Regions from separate parts of the Homo sapiens genome. Here region 1 is linked to region 2. Evidence: read pairs that join two places in POLR2A ChIA-PET (ENCODE). Cell type or tissue: CD4-positive, alpha-beta T cell. All regions are shown on one strand. Each heading gives the region's core, and the rest is flanking DNA. Links, peaks and the distances in the headings are about the cores only. Region 1 overlaps ZFYVE9 (zinc finger FYVE-type containing 9). Region 2 overlaps OSBPL9 (oxysterol binding protein like 9).

The links. Peaks named below come from ENCODE experiments on the same cell type or tissue, not always from the same donor. Only the 100,000 strongest peaks of a DNase experiment are listed, where the experiment ranks them.
Region 1: POLR2A ChIA-PET joins it to region 2 with 8 read pairs; 2 of 35 experiments call an interaction of 5 or more read pairs at or near these places.

What each region holds. Positions count from the first base shown.
Region 1 is chr1:52,258,764-52,264,151 of GRCh38, forward strand. It overlaps ZFYVE9 (zinc finger FYVE-type containing 9), which reads left to right. Exons shown (of 19, transcript NM_004799.4): 5 at 5,010-5,109. Among named protein-coding and RNA genes, the nearest start is that of CC2D1B, 100 kb to the right of the region's middle. In CD4-positive, alpha-beta T cell, for the core only: no CTCF peak of the experiment used is centred there; no DNase peak of the experiment used is centred there.
Region 2 is chr1:51,687,733-51,693,120 of GRCh38, forward strand. The region is part of intron 3 of OSBPL9 (oxysterol binding protein like 9); the gene reads left to right. Among named protein-coding and RNA genes, the nearest start is that of OSBPL9, 73 kb to the left of the region's middle. In CD4-positive, alpha-beta T cell, for the core only: no CTCF peak of the experiment used is centred there; a DNase peak (open chromatin) is centred at 3,119.

The DNA.
Region 1 (5,388 bases), core at 115-5,114, 570 kb after region 2:
CTGTGCTTTCCTCTAATCTCATTGGAAACGTAAAGGATCTCTCTATACTGTTCTTCGGCCTGTGGGATATTGAGAAAGATGGGTATTCTTGGGTTCTTCTGTGTTTACTCCATTTGCTGCTCCCTTGCTTGCTTTTTTTTTTTTAAGATACTTTGTTTTTTATTCAAAAATCATTATTTGAGATTATTGTCCCAAAGCCTAACTCACTACTTCTGAATGTTCCCAACTATATTAGTTTGCTACAGTTAGCAAAATACCACAAATTGGGCAGCTTAAGCAGAAATTTATTATCTCACAGTTATTAGAAGTCTGAAATTAAGGTGATAGCAGGGTTGGTTCCTCCTGGGGGCTGTACGGAAAAGATCTCTTCCATGTCTCTCTCCTTGGTTTGTAGATCGACATCTTCATGTTCATATGGTGGTGTTCTTGTATGTATACCTGTGTCCATATTTGCCTCTTTTATAAGGGTATCAGTCATGTTGGATTAGGAGACTACCCTAATCACTTCATTTTGATTACCTCTGTAGAGACCCTATCTTCAAATAAGGTCACATTCTAAGGTGTTAGGAGTTAAGACTTCAGCTTAAGTATTTGTGGGGGATACAGTTCAACCCATAAAAGCAACTAATTTTTTTAAATTTTTTTCTAATTTAAAAAGTACAGAAAAAACTAATCAAAATAAAATAAAAATATCCCAATACAACATTTAAAAAATTATATAAAGTAAAAGGAGAGAAAAGATAGCCAGCTGTGGTGGCTCATGCCTGTAATCCCAGCACTTTGGGAGGCCCAGGCGGGCAGATCACTTGAGGTCAGAAGTTCGAGACCAGCCTGGCCAACATGGCGAAACCCTGTCTCTACTAAAAAAAAAAAAAAAAAAAAAAATCGCTGGGCATGGTGGTGCACACCTGTAATCCCAGCTGTTCAGGAGGCTGAAGCACCAGAATCGCTTGAACCTGGGAGGAAGAGGTTGCAGTGAGCTGAAATGGTGCCACTGCACTCCAGCCTGGGCGACACAGCAAGACTGTGTCTAAAAATAAAAAAGAAAAAGGCCCTACTTCCATTCCAATCTCATCCTCCAACTTGACTATATTTTTCTTTTCCATGTCAATCGGTACATACAGAACTATTTCATTCTTTTTATGGGAACGGGATTCCATTTTATGGGTATACTGCAGTTTAATTAGCTGTTACACTACTGATGAACACTTGGGTTGTTTACAACTTTTATTATAAACAATATGGAGATAATTCTTGTGTAGATCTCTTTGCACATGTGGATGTTTTCAGTAGTGTAAAATTTTAAAACTGTGTGCTGAGTCATACTGAATAAACACTTCCAATTTTAAAAGATATTGTCAAATTAACCTACCAGCGTATATTACTACCAGCAGAATCTAAGAGCTATACCCTCACCACCGTTAGATATTATCAGTGTTTAAAAAAAAAATCTTTGCTAGTCTCATAGTAAAAACATACTATAAAACTCATTGTTTTATTTTGTCATGTGTGGTATTTACTATATCTGTTGGCCATTTTATTTATTTTTTCTGTGTATTTACCAATGTGAGTTCTTTGCCTTATTTCCTTGGAGGTATTTGTTGGTTATTGAAGCTCATGTTTTTATCATAAATTAATTTTTTTGTAATAATTGTAGTAGCTCATTAAGGTTTCCCAAATCCATTCTTATTCTCTTCCTTTTTTTTCTCCCTACACTGTGCCCATACAGATCTGATCATGTCTTTCTCTTTGATTAAAATGCTTAAGTGGGGGCTGGGCACGGTAGTTCACATCTGTAATCCCAGCACTTTGGGAGGCTGAGCCGGGCAGATCACCTGAGGTCAGGAGTTCAAGACCAGCCTGACCAACCTGGTGAAACCCCATCTCTACTAAAAATACAAAAATTAGCTGGGCATGGTGGCACACACCTGTAATCCCAGCTACTTGGGAGGCTGAGGCAGGAGAATGGCTTGAACCCTAGAGGCGGAGGTTGCAATGAGCTGAGATCACACCATTGCACTCCAGCCTGGGCGACAGAGCAAGACTCTAGCTCAAAGAAAAAAAAATGCTTAAGGGCTTTCCCATTGCTCTATTAAAAAGGTCAAAACAGATCCTACAGAGCCTTTGCTTGGTCTGGCCTCAGCATATTCCATGCATCCCTTAACTCTTGGGGCCTCAAGCCATATTAACTTTTTTTAGTTATTTGGTGGGTCCATGCTTCTTCCCCTAATAGGAACTGTGTACATACTATTTCCTCTACTATTACTGTCTCTTCTTGGCACCTCTTTGTTCACAGAAAACTCTTACCCATCCTTCAGATTTGATGTCTTGTCATTTCCTAAATCTTCCCTGACCTTGCCAATCTAGGCTAGAGCCTAGATTACATGATCTTATTTCACCATTTACCACTTTTGAAACACGTGATTTATATTCACTTGTATGGTTTTTCTTTTTCTTTCTTTCTTTTTTTTTTTTTTTTTTGAGACAGGGTTTTGCTGTGTTACCCAGACAGGAGTGCAGTGGCCATTCACAGGTGCAGTCATAGTGTAGTGTGTCTTCAAACTCCTGGCTTCAAGCCATCTTCCTGCCTCAGCCTCCCATGTAGCTGGGACAATAGGTGTACTCCTCTATGCCCAGCCTTGTGTTATTATTTGATTTTAGGTTATAACCTGAAACCCTTGCACTAAATTGCATTGCATGAAGGCAAGGACCATGTCCGTTTTGTTTTCTGCCACATCCCCATTGGGTAGCTTGGTGCCCAGTACATAGTAAGAGTTCATATATTTGTGGAATAAATGAGTGAATGATGGATTCTTGGTTTTGTCTCTTTATTAGAAAGGTTATTGAAGGATTTTAAGAAATTTAACATTATTAGATTTATTTTTTAGAAAGTTCAGTCTTTGTTTGGAAGATTAATTGGAAAGGCAGATGTGAAGATTAGGAGAACAGTTAGGTTATCATCATGATCGTTTAGTCCTCAGATAATAACAGCCTGAACAGAGGCAGCAATGTTAGAGATAGGAGAAGATGTGATTTTGGAAGAACAATTTCAGAGGAAAACTAACAGGACTTAATGACTGACTGGATGTGGTCATGGCGAGGGAGAAGGAAAAGTCAAGACTCAAAATTTAAATGAAATATGTAATTTAGTATGAAGTAGTATTACAGAGTAGTTAACTATAGAGCCATTGCAGTCATACAGATTAATCATGTAATTTACTAGCTGTATGACCCTGGTAATTTTACTTAATGTCTTAGTCCATTCGGGCTGCTATAACAAAATACCATAGACTAGATGGCTTATAAATAACAGAGATTTGTTACAGTCTGGAGCCTGGTAAGTCCAAGATCAAGGCAACGGTAGATTTGGTATCTGGCGAGGGCCTGCTTACTTATAGACAGCTGTGTTCTCACTCTAACTTCACAGGGCAGAAGGGTGAGGAGTCTCCCTCAGGCTTCTTTTATAGGGCACTAATCCCATATGCCCCACTACCTAATACCATCTCTTTTGGGGTTAAGATTTCAACATAGGAGTTTTGGAACATTCATCTGTTTACCTAACTGCTAATTGTAAATGAGTGTCTTCATGGAATTTTTGAGGTTAAATGTAACACATGTAAAGTGCCTAGTAGTCATATAGTTTGCTGTGAACTTGAGGAAGTCATTTAACCATCTAAACTCAGTTTCTTCTGATAGAAAATAAGGATAATATGTATACCCTTTGTTCTCCCTGTATCACAGGGATATCTCCCTATATCACATTTAAGAATGTCAAGCCCTATAAAAATTGTAAACTGATAACAGTCATAGTAACTAGATATTAATTATACATAGAAGGATGGGAGATATCGAGCTTAACTTAGACTTTAATATGACCCCTCATCTCTTGGTTCAACTTTGTAAAGTATAGGATGCTTCTTGGCTGTAAAAACTGAAGAAGTAGAATTTATCCTACTGGGAACAGGCTTTTGCCACTGTAAGGCTCTATGTGGTAAATGACTGATGAGTTCTCAAGAAAATAAATCTGGCCGGGTGTGGTGGCTCACGCCTGTAATCCCAGCACTTTGGGAGGCCGAGGTGGGTGGATCACTTGAGTTCAGGAGTTTGAGACTAGCCTGGCCAACATGGTGAAACCCCGTCTCTTCTAATAATACAAAAAAAAATTAGCCAGGCGTGGTGGCTTACACCTGAAGTCCCAGCTACTCAGGAGGCTCAGGCAGAAGAATCACTTGAACCCAGGAGGTGGAGGTTGCAGCAGTGAACCAAGATCGCACCACTGCACTCCAGCCTGGGCCACAGAGTCAAATTGTGTCTCAAAAAAAAAAAAAAAAAAAGAAAAGAAATCTTAACAGGAACAAAGGAGATTGTTGTTGCCTGGTGTAGAGGGGAGAAGGAAGTGAGATTACCAGGAACCAAGCCCAGAAGGTGGAAATTGGCATGGCAGATTTTGATTGCCTGCTGTGATTTCCTGTAGCTAAAGCAGTGCGTTTGTTTATGATTGAGTTGTATATATTGACCCTTGGCCTTCATAGCAAAAACAGTGAAAACAGCTGGTATAGTTATTATTCCACATATAAGGATAGTAACAAACAGAAGTTAAAACACAGAAATTCCAATCTTTGTTTATTTCATCCTGCTATAATTCCTTTCCAAACGGAAATAGCACATGTAACTATCTTTCAACACCCATGTTAGGTGATTGTGTGCATAGAAATCTTGCCTAGGGGTAATTCAGGTGGTTTTTTCCCCACTGCTGTATATTTGCCACGTGATCTTAGTTAAGATTTTTATTTTCAGCCAATGTTTCCCATTTCTTTATTGTTGACAGACTTGTAATCTCACTCTTGCTTTTGAATTACCCAACTTCCTGAACTACATTTTCTTTGAAACTTTAGTATTGTAGTTTAATAAGGTTCACTGACAATCAGTGTTTGTCAATATTGGTTCACTCTCTTTGCATGGCAATCCCAAGTAAATTTTGTGTGTTCTTCCCCCCCCCCCCCCCACAGGTTTTCTGTGCTTCCTGCTGTAGCCTGAAATGTAAACTGTTATACATGGACAGAAAGGAAGCTAGAGTGTGTGTAATCTGCCATTCAGTGCTAATGAATGGTAAGTATTAAAACAGGTTGATTTCATAGTTATTGAGACAAAACAAGGGAATTACGATGAGAAGACTTTTTTCCCCCTGCCTTTCTTTACAAGTTGCTCACCTTCTCAAATGTCATAACTTTAACTGAAAATATTTAGCTAAATTTCCATGTTTTGAAAGTATCTTAGCATTTCAGAATTCCTGTGCCTAATTTAATGAATAAATGCTAAAGCCAGGTAAGTTTTGCAGGAATAATGGAAGTTCTTTGGAAATCTGGTGCGAGGTAGTTATTTGTGTTC
Region 2 (5,388 bases), core at 56-5,055:
GAGTTGAGCTGGAACTAGATAGATCATCAAAGATCTCATACACCAGAATGATAGGTTAAAACACCTTTTCTGTAAATTAGGAAAGGGCAATTTTAGTCAGGGAAGCCTCCTCGTCACATTTGTGGCTCAGAGGGAACACTAGGAACCAGAGTGAAGAGAAGTGAGATTGGAGACAAGGAGCCTAGTGTGGAGCTTACTGCAGAGGCTCTGGTGAGAGATGGTGAAGGTTTGAACCAAGGCAGTAACGGTGGTTGCTTTTACTTACACAGGGTACATCCTGATTGTCAATGGATGGACTATGAATGGAACATGACTATTCGAAGTATAAAAATTGACGCTTGACCATGTTCTCTCTGTGGGAGTTTTTAGGTAGCTTACAAAACTTTTGAGGAATTTACATTTTCAACTAATGAGATAAATCAGGGTAATGCCATAAATGCAATGTGCAGTTGAATTTTAGCAATGTGGACAGGTTGGTTCATGGTAGAGAGAAGTGAATCTGAGCCATAGCCTATCTGAAAAGAAATACCTTTTCTAGCTTTATATATAGAAACTAGAACTAAGTTTAACATTGTTGTCTAATATATATTTTTTGGCATGTCATCAAGAATTTCTTGGGCCAGGCATGGTAGCCTATGCCTGTAATCTCAATACTATGGGAGTTTGAGTCAGGAGGATTGCTCAAGCCCAGGAGTTCAAGACCAGCCTAAGCAAAGAGGCGAGATCCTTTTGAAATTACCAGGGCATGGTGTTATGCATCTATAATCCTAGCTACTTGGGAGGCTGAGGTGGGAGGATCACTTGAATCTAGGAGTTCGAGGCTGCTGTGAGCTATGATTGTGTCAGTGCACACCAGCCTGGGCAACAGAGCAAGATCCTGTCTCTAAAAAATAAAAATAAACTAAAAAAATTTTTTAAAAGAATTTTAAAAAAGTTTTTACATTTTGTACTTAATGAATTTGATTTAAGCATAGTGATTTGGTATAAATCATTGTAAGTCCTAAATGTAGGGAGGGCTGAATCAGTGACATTTTACTATATATAGATTGTGTTTTATGAGATGGAGTTAAAGCTTGTGGAGTGTACTTGGATTATGTCTGAGTTTATATTGCAGCCTTGGTCTAGGACTATATGCTCTCTGAAAGAAAGGTGAAGATATTATATTAACAGCTTATGCTAAATATAGAGAAGGGAGGAAGTAGCTTACTGCTAGTTCTTTGCCCTGAGCAGAAGTCCTTGGAAAGCTACTGAGGGCAAAGAGTGAAGCCTTCAGAAAGGTTGTTTACCAGGAATATTATAAGATTATAATGCAGAAATACCTTCACTCTACCTTATACCCTGAAGAAATATTTGCATATTCTTTTTAAGTCTAAAGGGCTTCCTTACCTGCAATGTGTAAGGAATAACATCTGTTTTCAGAAAATTCTCTAAACATTTTATTTATAGTAACATAAATCAGTCATGGTAATTTCTTATAATGTGGTTCTGTTACTCTGTTAGGCCACATCTGTTTTGGCTTTGCTTGCCTTGGAAGCCAACAAAAGAATTCAGTAGCAAATTCTTTTTTCCTATAGATTTATATTTTTGGCCTTGCTTTAGTTTCTTTCCTGAATTTTCTAACAGGCATTTTTTTTTCTTTCTTTCCTTTCATTGACTTACTCAAAAGTTGAATGATGTGTAATATTCTTCCTTTCTGAAACTCTTAGCCTTGGTAATCAATGGGCAGGTATTTTTGAAGTTCTATATTTTCCCTCATGAATTGAGATTTAGCTTTAGCTTCTTCTAATTACCTCCTGTCATTCTTCTTTCTCTTTTCTTCCCCAGAATATGTTAAAGATATATTTTACATTTTGGCTTTCCCTGGAGAAGGAAGGTTAATATTCAATAAAACCTCTTTTAATAAGATTCTTGCAGAGGTCAAGTTTACCAAATTTCAGGATTAGTTGAGTCTGAGACTCTTCCAGCCCCAAATAAAATTTTGGTAACCTACCACCTCCTAATCTGATTTTCTTCCTGTTTTCTCTATGTTATAAAACAGCACTTCATTTACCCAATTAGCCAAATTTGAAGCCTTCTGTTTCCCTAAGTCTACATTCCCTACATTCCTCTCTGTATCTGATGAGTTACCATGTCCATTGGATTCCATCTTTTCTTTATCTCCTGTCAATGACATGACCCAGGTTCATTCTTTCTATAGCTTTTTAAGCTTCCTGTTCTCCCTTTTTCTGGATTCTTTTCTGCCAAAGCAACCTCCTTATTGACATTTGAGTGAATTCTCTAAAACCATCCTATTTCTAACATTTTTGTAGTCCTTTCGGTATTATATTAATGTATCTTAAAGATTAAAAACTCAAATCCTGATTTTTCTAGATTTCAAAATTAAGAAATAATGACCTAAGATTAGGCCTTCTCTGAAGCCTAGAGTTAAAATAGGAAATATTTACTGTAGGAGCTACATTTTTTAGGATATATTTACAGATAAATTTGGTGAGGCTTTCCATTGACTAGTAATAATTTAACTAAGAAGCATGTGATTTTAGAATGAACTGAAAAGAACCCATTAATCTACATTTGGTTTTCATTGTCTGCTTTGAGTGAATCACTGATACCTGGTTGCCCACTACAGTGCTGACTTTGTTCCAGAGACTCACAGCATTGCCTCATATTGTCGAAGTGGAAGTTGTGGGGGAGGAACACTTGTGTAAATATTTGCCTGCATTTTATCTGACAGTTTTGGAGACTTCAGCTAAAACTATTCATAAATTGTTGAAAGATCCAATTGTGGCAGCTTTAAAAGGATCATTAAGCAAAAATAAAGATTTCTTAGGAAATCTAATTTTAGTCTCTAAATATAATAATGGAACCCTGCACTGAATAATAAATTAGTGGATCATCATTCCTCATTCAGCAAATATTTATTGAGCACCTATATGGGTGGCATTATTCTAGGGGCTTGGGATACATCAATATATAAAACAGATAAAGATCCCTGCCTTTGTAGAGCTTATATTTCAGAAGCAGGAGGGAGAAATAAACATGAATAAGTATACAATCATGTGTTGCTTAATGATGGTGATCGGTTCTGGGAAATGCGTCATTAGACAGTTTCATCATTGTGCCAACATCACAGTGTGTACTTACACAAACCTAGATGGGATAGCCTAATGTACACCTAAGCTACATGAGATAGCCTATTGTTCCTAGGCTACAAGCCTGTAGAGTATTACTGAAGTAAATACTGTAGATAGTTGTAACACAATGATAAGTATCTGTGTATTTAAACATAGAAAAGATACAGTAAAAATATAGCATAAAAGATAAAAAATGGTATGCCTGTATAGGGCACTTACCATGAACGGAGCTTGCAGGATTGGAAGTTGCTCTGGGTGAGTCAGTAAGTGAGTGGTGAGTGAATGTGAAGGCCTTGGACATTACTGTGTACCACTGTAGATTTTATAAACACTGTACACTTAGGTTACACTAGATTTATTTAAAAATTTTTTCTTTCTTCAATAATAAACTAACCTTAGCTTGCTGTAACTTTTTTTTTTTTTTTTTTTTTTTTGAGATGGAGTCTCACTCTGTCGCCCAGGCTGGAGTGTGGTGGCATGATCTCGGCTCACTGCAACCTCTGACTCCTGGGTTCAAGCGATTCTCCTGCCTCAGCCTCTTGAGTAACTGGGATTACAGGCGAGCGCCACCATGCCCGGCTAGTTTTTGTATTTTTAGTAGACACGGGGTTTCACTAGCCTAATGTACACCTAAGGCTGGTCTCGAACGCCTGACCTTGTGATCCACCTGCCTCGGCCTCCCAAAGTGCTGGGATTACAGGCTTGAGCCACCGCACCCAGCCATTAGCTTGCTGTAACTTTTTTTACTGGATAAGCTTTTTAATTTTTTTAACTTCATGTCTCTTTTGTAATAATACTTAGCTTAAAACACAAACATATTGTATAGTTATAAAAATATTTTCTTTATATCCTTATTCTCTAAGCTTTTTTCTATTTAAGATTTTTTTTTATGTTTTAAAGTTTGTTTTTTTTTAAATGAAGATACAAACACACACATGATCCTAGGCCTACACAGGGTCAGGAACTTTAATATCACTGTCTTCTGCCTCCACATCTTGTCCCGCTGGAAGGTTTTCAGGGGCAATAACAGGCATAGAGCTATCATCTCCTATGATAACAATACCTTCTTCTGGAATACCTCCTGAAGGACCTGCCTGAGGCTGTTTTACAGCTTTAAAAAATAAATAAATAGAAGGCATACACTCTAAAATAAAGATAAAAAGGCTGAGTGCAGTGGCTCACACTTACAATCCCAGCACTTTGGGAGGCCAGGCAGGAGGATTGCTTGAGTCCACGAGTTTGAGATCAGCCTGGGCAACATAGCGAGACCCTGTGTCTACAAATAATTTTTAAATATTAGCCAGGCGTGGTAGCATGCACCTTGTATTCTCAGCTACTAAGAAGGCTGAGGTGAGAGAATCGCTTGAGCCTGGGAGGTCAGGGCTGCTGCAGTGAGCTCTGATTGTGCCACTGCACTCTAACCTGGGCAACAGAGTAAGACCTCGTCTGAAATAAATAAGTATAAAGTAAAATAATGTTAAAAAGTATAGTATAGTAAATACATAAACCAGTCACATTGTCATTTATTATCATTATCAAGCATTATAACCATACATGTCTGTACATGCCATACTTTTTTATGACTGGCAGAGCAGTAGATTTGTTTACACCAGCATTGCCACAAACGCCCTGCAAAGTTAGGACAGCATCAGGGTGGCTATGTCACTAGGTGATAGGAATTACAATCTTACAGGACCACTGTCATATATGCAATCCCTCCCTCCCTCCTTTTCTTCCTTTTCCTTTCTCTCTCTCCTTCCTTCCTTCCTTCCTTGCCCTCCCTCCCTCCCTTCCTTTCTTTCTTCTTTTTTTTTTTTTTTCCAGGTTCTTGCTATGTCACTCAGGCTGGAGTACAGTGGCATGATCATGGCTCACTGCAGCCTTGATCTCCTGGGCTTAGCAATCCTCCTACCTTACCCTCCCAAAGTGATGGGATTACAGGAGTGAGCCACTGCACCCCGCCTGCAGTCTGTCTTTGACTAAATGTCATTGCAGTCCATGACTGTATATGTTAGAAGGGATAAGTACAATAGAGAAAAGAAAAAGATAGTGCAGGATAATGGGAATTGAGAATGCTCGGTTAGGGGGCCAGGTTTTAGTCTATGCTGTTTAGAAGAGTTCATTGAGAAGATAGCATCTGAAAAGGTGACAAATTATCACTTGTCCTATAATTATGACTACCAATTAGTTGCTAAGAAAATGTCAGGCTCTGAAAATTAAGAAAATATGGATCAGCCTGAGTGTGATGGCTCACCCC